Regions from separate parts of the Homo sapiens genome. Here region 2 is linked to region 1. A link is an interaction called in ENCODE POLR2A ChIA-PET data of the cell type or tissue named here. Cell type or tissue: MCF 10A. All regions are shown on one strand. Each heading gives the region's core, and the rest is flanking DNA. Links, peaks and the distances in the headings are about the cores only. Region 1 overlaps TEX2 (testis expressed 2). Region 2 overlaps ERN1 (endoplasmic reticulum to nucleus signaling 1).

Region 1 (4,396 bases), core at 271-4,270:
GTGGCAGCCATAGGCCCAAAGCCTTATCTTCAAGTGCTTCAGAACTCTCCAATCTGTCCAGCTTGAATGGGCACTTGGAAAGCAATAACAACTACAGCATCAAGGAGGAGGAGTGTGATTCTGAGGGGGATGGCTACGGAAGTGATTCCAACATCCCCAGAAGTGACCACCCAAAGTCCACTGGTGAGCCCACAAGAGAGATAGAACTGAAAAGTTCCCAGGGGAGCAGTCTGAAGGATTTAGGCCTGAAGACAAGTTCTCTAGTTCTGGAGAAATGTTCTTTGTCTGCCTTAGTGAGCAAAGAAGATGAAGAGTTTTGTGAACTGTACACTGAGGACTTCGATTTGGAAACGGAGGGGGAGAGTAAAGTTGATAAGCTCTCAGATATTCCTCTCAAGCCAGAGGTGCTCGCGGAAGATGGTGTGGTCCTTGACAGTGAGGACGAGGTGGACTCGGCCGTGCAGCACCCGGAATTGCCAGTGAAGACGTTGGGCTTCTTTATAATGTGTGTCTATGTGTACCTCATCCTCCCCCTCCCCCACTATGTGAGTGGACTCTTTCTGGGAATTGGCCTTGGATTCATGACTGCAGTTTGCGTGATTTGGTTTTTTACACCACCAAGTGCTCATAAATATCACAAGTTACACAAAAATCTGCGACACTGGAACACAAGATCTCTGGATATCAAAGAACCTGAAATACTGAAGGTAAGCCTCTCCCCGGGAGCTGGCTAGTACACACACTTCTCACATACAGCCGTATTTTAGATCTGACTTGTTTTTTGGTTAGCTGTTAAAGATTTTTGCACAGGCCGTGTTTTTTAAGAGCTTGGGGCCACTTCATTCTCCAGGCACCCAGTCAACTCATCTGGTAAACCTCATTCTAACCCAAGCTTTGCAGATTCACAAAGTAGTTTCTGAAAGATCTCTGTGACTCTAGAGAATAGTGTTTACATCAGTTCCTGTTCTGGTCTGTCTCTAAACTTACTTGGAATGTGCTACTTGCTGAGCATTTTTAATGGCTGAGTCTGTTAGGGTTCACTATTCTTGAGACCTTGAAGAAGGGTTAAATACTCCCGGAATTGCAAGAGGAGGGAAGGAAGAAGAGAAGGCAAATTAATGTCAGCTGTTGGCCCCTGCTGGTGCTCCTCTTTCCTTTGCACGGTGGGGAATGGGATGGAGAAAGATGTCATCTTTCACTGCATATCAGATGTCAGGCTTTTGGGCCTCCTGAGGGGTCCCTGGGACAATTCATTGGGAAGCAGGAAGAAACATTCATCTAGCTGTCTAATCTGTCGATTGAGACGGAGTCTCACTATGTTGCCTAGTGTGGTCTCAAACTTCTGGGCTCAAGTGATCCTCCTGCTTCAGCCTTCCAAAGTGCTGGGATTACAGGTGTGAGCCGCTGTGTCCAGCCTAGAACTTCTATTTATTATTATTTTTTTGCATATTAAAATTTCTGGTTATGTGTATACACACTATAAAAGTACAATTAGAACTTATATAGTTTGTAAGTTATATGCACACACACATTTATGTACAGTATCCAAGGGGGCATTGGTTTCAGGACCCCCCCCAAGGATACCAAAATCGATGAATGTTTCAGTCCCTTATGTAAAATGGCATAGTATTTGTATTAATATATAACCTATGCTCATTCTCCTGTATACTTTTAAATCATCTCTAGATTACTTATAATACCTAACATAATGTGAATGGTTATTATGCTGTATTTTTAAATTTGTATCTTTTTTACTGTTGGATTGTTATTATTTTTTTTAATTTCATATTTTCAATCCAAGGTTGATTGAATCCATGGATATAGAGGGCTGATTGTATATGTTTTTAGAGATAAGGTGGAAAGCCAGAAAAGTTTAGAGACCACTGCTTTATAAAAGTTATCTAATTCAGCTTCATAACCATCCAGGAGTTTGATGCTTCCAGTTTTACACATGAGGAGATTCAGGCTCTGAGAGAGGTGGTCATTGTCCAAGGTGTCTTGCTACTTAATAAGTAATAGAGGCTGGGCATGGTGGCTCACGCCTGTAATTCCAGCACTTTTGGAGGCTGAGGGAGGCAGATCACTTGAGGTCAGGAGTTCAAGACCAGCCTGGCCAACATGGTGAAACCCTGTCTCTACTAAAAATACAAAAATTAGCTGGGCTTGGTGGCGTGCACCTGTAATCTCAGCTACTTGGGAGGCTGAAGCAGGAGAATTGCTTGGGCCTGGGGGCTGAGGCTGCAGTGAGCTGAGATTGCGCCACTGCACTCCAGCCTGGGTGACAGAGTGAGACTCTGTCTCAAAAATAATAATAATAATAATAAAATAAGTAACAGAGGTAGGCTTTGGAGCCTTTGTGTGTCCTCTTCCTGCTTTTCCCATGACACCTCTCTGCAGAAGGTTCATGCCTAGACCTGCCTGGAGAATTCCTTGTGTTACAGGAGATGTATGAAAAGGAGAACTTCGTTTCCCTGGAGCAATTTTGAACCTTAATTATTGGTTTTAATCTTTAGCTTTTCAAATTCAAAGCTTGTTTGGCTTCTTAGTTAAATTAAAGGTATTATTCTCCCATCTATTTAAATGAGAATGCTCTAAAAATGGCAGCGTGATGTCCCTATTGCAAAAAAAAAAAAAAAAAAAAAAAAAGCTGGGGGTTGGGGAGAATTCTTTTAGGATCCAAAATAATATTTGTTTTTAAATTTCATTGACTTTTTTCCTTGTTCAAAGGAAATACATGGTTAATGTTTTAAAAACACAGGAAACCCAAAGAAAAAAAATTTTTTGATCACACTAGTGGAAGGGAATTACAGTTAATGATTTGGTATATATCCTAGTTTTTTGGGTTTTTAAAATTTCTGCATATATGAAGATATGCATCACATACATGCATACTCACCCACTCTTTTTGTTTTGATTTAATAGGATCATATATTTTGCAGTCTGACCTTTTTTCTTTCTTTCACATGGCAATATGTTATGACACTTTCTTCTTTAAGAGAAGCTGTGTTGAGTCTTGTGGATGTGACACCCTTAAGCTTAGCGTTAATAAATGAAGTGGAGCAAAAATGACTCACGCGTGGTTGCTGAGCTTTTTCTGATAGGGTGGTGCAGTGACTACCTGAAGTACGTGCTCTCCAAGTAAGTTCGTGCTAACTTTAGCAAGGAAAAATTGCGCTTATATTAACTCTAGTACCTAATGACTGACTGTGGCATTCAGTTTAAACTGGTTTGAGCACTGACTTGTCTTAGGAAGATTTTAATTTTAATCCAGTCAATCTTTAGTGTTTTTTTCCTACCCTCTTCTCAGATGTAAATTACTTAGTGTCAATCCAATCACTGTGATATGTCAAGAGTTTACTAACTACACAGGGTGCCGATGGAATGGGATTTTAATGTTATAGCACAGCCTGGTTGCTTTGATCTGATCACTGGAAGAATAAAGGCAACACTGTGATGCTGAGCACTGCAGTGGGCTAAGTGTTGGGTGTATTATCTCATTCAATCCTCGTCACAACCCTGTTCAGTTAGCGTATATGTGCTCATGCAGATGGAGGCCCACAGAAGTTAAGTTATTGCCCAAGGTCACACAGCTAGTGTGTGGTGGAGCCTTGTAGGACAGTGTTTTCTTTTAAGGAAGGTGTTTTGCCCACAGTGGCTAGGATAAACGTATTTGAATTTTCCTTGTAGAGAACAAGTACTTTAATGCTCTCATAGACTGACACCCCTAATCCAAGCAAACTGTCATAGACTAAGCATTTATTCTTCCTTATTGCTGTTTGGACAACTCTGATCACTTTGGTAATTCTTTTTTCATTCTTAGCCTTAACTTGTTTAGAATGGTTTCATTACTAAAGAGGAAAAGTATATTTTAGCCTGAAGTCTTTTGTTGGGTATGCGGTGTTGTTTTTAGAAACTGGGCTGAATGCATTCTCTATTTAGAAAAGGGACACTACTATGAATTAGAAGGATATGCTGTCTGTTACAAGCTAATTTCAAATGCAAATGTTCTTTGGACTTAGTTAATTTTACTGAATGGGAGATTATACTCTTGGGAACCGTTTTTAAACTATGGTACTTTAAAACATTTAGCAGCGTTGACATTAACTTTAGGACCCAAGTTTACTGTTATCTGTCTTCCCTAATATTCCATAAGCTTCATGAATGCATAGGCCCTGTCCATCTTGTTCATCTTGTATCCTCAGCACCTGCCACGTATTAGGTATGTGATAGGTAATTGTTGGCTGAATGGATGGGTAGATGAATGAAGGAGTGAGATTTTATCAGAAGATTTGAGCAGTGAGTTGGTATTGACCCTGTCATCTCCTGGTGATGTTGCTTTTTAAAAGAAATCCCTAGCTGGGCATGGTAGCCCACACCTGTAATCCCAGAGCTTTGG
Region 2 (4,396 bases), core at 229-4,228, 96 kb after region 1:
CTCTGTCGTTGAGGCTGGAGTGAGGGCAGTGGCATGATCTCTGCTCACTGCAAGCTCCGCCTCCCGGGTTCACACCATTCTCCTGCCTCAGCCTCCCAAGTAGCTGGGAATACAGGCACACGCCACAACACCTGGCTTTTTTTTTTTTTTTTTGTATTTTTAGTAAAGACAGGGTTTCACCGTGTTAGCCAGGATGGTCTCAATCTCCGGACCTTGTGATCCGCCCACCTCGGCCTCCCAAAGTGCTGGGATTACAGGCATGAGCCACCGCTCCCGGCCACGTTGTTGATTTTTAAGGATAACATGATAAGACATTAAATCCTGTCAGGGAAACCTCAGAAAACCCCCACAACTCAGAGGGGTCAGAACCAGCCATTCTTTGATTTTTGTGATGGCTGTGCACCCAAATACACAAATGGGTGTGTTTGTGTGTGTGTGTGTGTGTGTTATTTTTTTTTTACATTAAATAAGATTACATTTTTTTTCCATTGTAGGAGTATTTGTAACATCTCCCGATAAATTGAAATGCGGTAAGAAAGTTCTAAGAACAAATTTGGGGAATCTCTGACCTTTAAAGGTACTACCTCATTATGAGCAATCCAGTGACCTTATTCTAGAATTCTGTTAGGGTTCGTTTTCCACTTGCCATGAGCTGGTTTTGCAAAGAAGAAAACGGTTTCCTTTATATGTGGAGATTAAGAACAAGTTTATCTGTAGTTTTGGTGCTCGACTAACTGGGAACCAAGCCACAGTTGCTTGTAAAACGGACCCTAAGTTATCTTGATCTTGATGGTTCAGTGCTTGGAAATCTCTGGGGCTTTCGGTGCCTGGTAAAAGTTCAATCACTTATCTGATTTGTGGTTGGCAGAAGAAAAGGTATCACCCTTTCAGTTTAGGAGATGGTTGCTTTTAGAGTCTATAGTAGGTAGGTGTGCCTGGGAATCAGCCACCTGGTCCCATGTAACATTAGTTGATTTTCATGGTATTTCTTTTCCCCATCCTGAACCTTAAAGTGAGTCAGATTATTACTAATTTCTAATGTTGCAATATTTTGAGATAAGCGGAGACACTTAGATGTTGCAAGACCAGGATTGGAAATGACTATGTTCAAAGGCATTAGGACTTCTAAACTCTGTCAAATTGTTATGCGGATTTTGGGCATGTTTTGATTGGTTGGGGCTAGAAGAAGCTGCAGCAAAGCCTGAGGAGAGATGAGGGTCTGGTAAGTCATGGATCATCATGCTTCAGAGCTGCAGCCACCATCCACCTCAGGCTTCTTACTTTCTTGGAAACCCATGCCTGGAAAAATCTAATGACTTGCCCAGAGCTCAAACCAGACCATGCATCTGTGTGCCCACCTCATCTTCTGTCAGCTTCATTCACCCCAAAAGCATCTATATGTTCCAGACTCATGAGGATACCTGAGGAACTTTGGTTTTGTTTTTAAACCAAAGAGTTTTGAGAGGATAAAATAACAGGTTTTGAAGCTATATGGACACAGGCTAGGGCAAGGAGTGAGAAGACAGCTGAGCAGGGTAGGGTGGGACCAGACTCTTGGAACTGCTCTGGGCAGGACCTGGATATGCTGCCAAGTCAGCTTTCGGGAAGTTCGGCCATGGAACTTGCCGTCTTTTTTTCTGCATTACACGACTCTCCTGCTAGACGGCAAACCCCTTGAAGCCAGGAGTTTTACAGGCCTTGGGGCGGCATTGCCTTGTGTGTAACAGGACCCTTCTTTCTGCATATATGTAGGATAAGAGTCCAGCTTAGGGGCAGGGTTGGAGTAAGTGAACTAGCACACAGGAGTTGAAATAGAAGAGTCAGCCAACAGGAAGAAGTATGAGGCAGGGAGTGCCTGGAAGAGATTGGCAAATCCTGAAGTCCTTGCCAGCCTACTTGAGTAATGTGAGACCATGAGCCAATGACTTACCTTGTCCTGTAAGTTTAGTATCCCCAAGATTTCTGCCTCTTGTAATGAAAATAGTCCTGGCACTGACTGCAGGTACTGTGGAGATGGGGCGCCTGGAAGATTAAAAAGACGGGAAGGTGCAGGTTTAACTCCTCAACCCTTCAGAGGGAGCTTTCTGATTCCATGCATGATGGCTAGTCAGAGAAATGGCTCCCCCTCAAATGAGGAGTCTTAGGAAGCAAGAAAACCTGCCTTGGGGTTTGTTCTGAAGGCCACATTTCATCACAAAAACAGCCATATTTACTACGCTCTCCTACGAAGTTCTGATGTGTTCTGCTAATATTCAGCTGTAAACCAGCTAGGCAACATCAGTCGAATGTTAGTATAAATTAAAACACTGGAGGAGACTCACCGAGAGTGTGAACAGATTGTGGTTGGTGTATTACACGCCTCACCTTAGGGAGAGTGCTTTTTTTTCTTCCAGGTGGCTTTACAACGATGTGAACAGCAACCTTCCTGTTCTTTCCTTCAGCTGCATAGATAACAAATAAGACACGTAAAAAAAAGATTCTGACTCTTGTGGCCCACGCCATTCTGGGACTTCTCCCCCAACCTCACCGTGTCCCATATCCCCTCTGCCTTCTCTGTCCAGCTACACTGGTCCACCGGGTCCTCAAACACAACAAATTCTCTGCAGTCTCAGAATTTTGCATAGGCTATTCCCTCTGCCCAGGAAATTCTTCTTTCCTTCTCCCTTTCCTATAGATCTTAACTCAAACATCATTTTTAACACTGTGCTTCCCCCACCATCACAAGACCAGATGCTCTTCTTCTGTTATGCTGTCGCAGTTTCCAGTATGTCCCTTTCATGGCACTTACTACAATTTGTCATTTTATGTTTGTGTCATTATTGATTACTGGGGTCTCCTATTGGACTGTAAGCTCCATGAAAGCAGGAAACCAGATCTCATTTGTTGTGATTAGATCCTAGTGTCTCATACAGTTCTTAATGAATAATAGTAACTGACACTTACATGATGCTTACTGTATATTAGGCCCGTTCAAGAGCTTTACTTATGTTGACTCAACACTCCTTGCAAAAGCTTTTTTTTTTTTTTTTTTAGCATTTACCTTCTTATTACAGTCTTTGAAAGCCCATGGAATTATTCTAGGGACACAGAGGACTTTGTGGCATAGATTTAGGTAAAGGTCACCGGGCACGGTGGTTCACGCCGGTAATCCCAGCACTTTGGGAGGCCGAGGTGGGTGGATCACAAGGTCAGGAGTTCAAGACCAGCCTGGCCAAGATGGTGAAACCCCCATCTCTACTGAAAATACAAAAATTAGCCGGGCATGGTGGTGGGCGCCTGTAATCCCAGCTACTCGGGAGGCTGAGGCAGAGAATTGCTTGAACCCAGGAGGTGAAGGTTGCAGTGGGCCGAGATCACGCCACTGCACTCCAGCCTGGGCGACAGAGTGAGACTCTGTCTCCAAAACAAAACAAAACAAAAAAATTGCCTGGCGGCATGGTGACTCGTGCCTATAATCCCAGCTACTCCAGAGGCTGAGGCGGGAAAATTGCTGGAACCTGGGAGGCAGAGGTTGCAGTGAGCCGGGATCACGCCACTGCACTCCAGCCTGGGTGACAGAGCGAGACTCTGTCTCAAAAAAAAAAAAAGATTTACGTAAAGGGCAAAATGCTCTGGAAAAATAAAGTGTTAGATACCAGGGAGATTTGGCCATAGCTGGAAATGTTTAACTCTGCGAATACTTGGAGCCACTAATTATGTATACTTGTTTTATTCATAATTTGTAATGGTCTAGGATAGCAAAAGTAATGTGAATCATGGTTGAATTTAATAAAATGTTTTTAACCTCATCCTAAAATATCCACTGATCCATCTCATTCAATGGCAATATGCAGTGGTTAAGGGAACATAAAAACAAACATCCACACAGCTGCACAGTTCTCATGAAAGTCTATCTCATTATTGGTGGGGGTAGCACATTTAACAGCTTAAACATATAGGTCACTGCATGATGCCGCACTGGTAACTAGATAGCCAGGGAACCAACTAACCAGTAACTGTTAAAATATTTAAAATACAGCTTTTGTTTAGATCATCCTTTGGATCACCTTCTTGGGAAAAAAGCCTGCTAGTCACAGTGGAAATATATTAAGGCCCGATCTTCTGATATCCATTCCCAGAGGTTTCTTTCAGCTAGATTAAGCCTCCACCTCCAGAGCACACCCAAGTTTGTGATCTCCAGCATTGATGATCTCTTGTCTACCAGAGCAGACAGTGTGAGCCTCACACCAGGCCTCAGAGTCTGTGTGTAGCCCACTCCAATTAGACTAGAGTTGGTGACTTTTGCATTTACTGGTTTATGATAAAGGATACAGATGAAGAGACGCATAGGGCAAGGCATGCGGGAAGGGGCATGGAGATCTCATGCCCTTGGGGTATGCCCCACCCATCAGGAATC

The links. ChIA-PET counts read pairs that join two places held together with the same protein. Peaks named below come from ENCODE experiments on the same cell type or tissue, not always from the same donor. Only the 100,000 strongest peaks of a DNase experiment are listed, where the experiment ranks them.
Region 2: POLR2A ChIA-PET joins it to region 1 with 6 read pairs; 3 of 35 experiments call an interaction of 5 or more read pairs at or near these places.

Annotation. Positions count from the first base shown.
Region 1 is chr17:64,208,885-64,213,280 of GRCh38, reverse strand. TEX2 (testis expressed 2) reads left to right here. Exons shown (of 12, transcript NM_001288732.2): 2 at 1-707. Among named protein-coding and RNA genes, the nearest start is that of TEX2, 52 kb to the left of the region's middle. In MCF 10A, for the core only: no CTCF peak of the experiment used is centred there; no DNase peak of the experiment used is centred there.
Region 2 is chr17:64,112,706-64,117,101 of GRCh38, reverse strand. All of the region lies in intron 1 of ERN1 (endoplasmic reticulum to nucleus signaling 1), which reads left to right. Among named protein-coding and RNA genes, the nearest start is that of ERN1, 15 kb to the left of the region's middle. In MCF 10A, for the core only: no CTCF peak of the experiment used is centred there; DNase peaks (open chromatin) are centred at 1,081 and 1,871.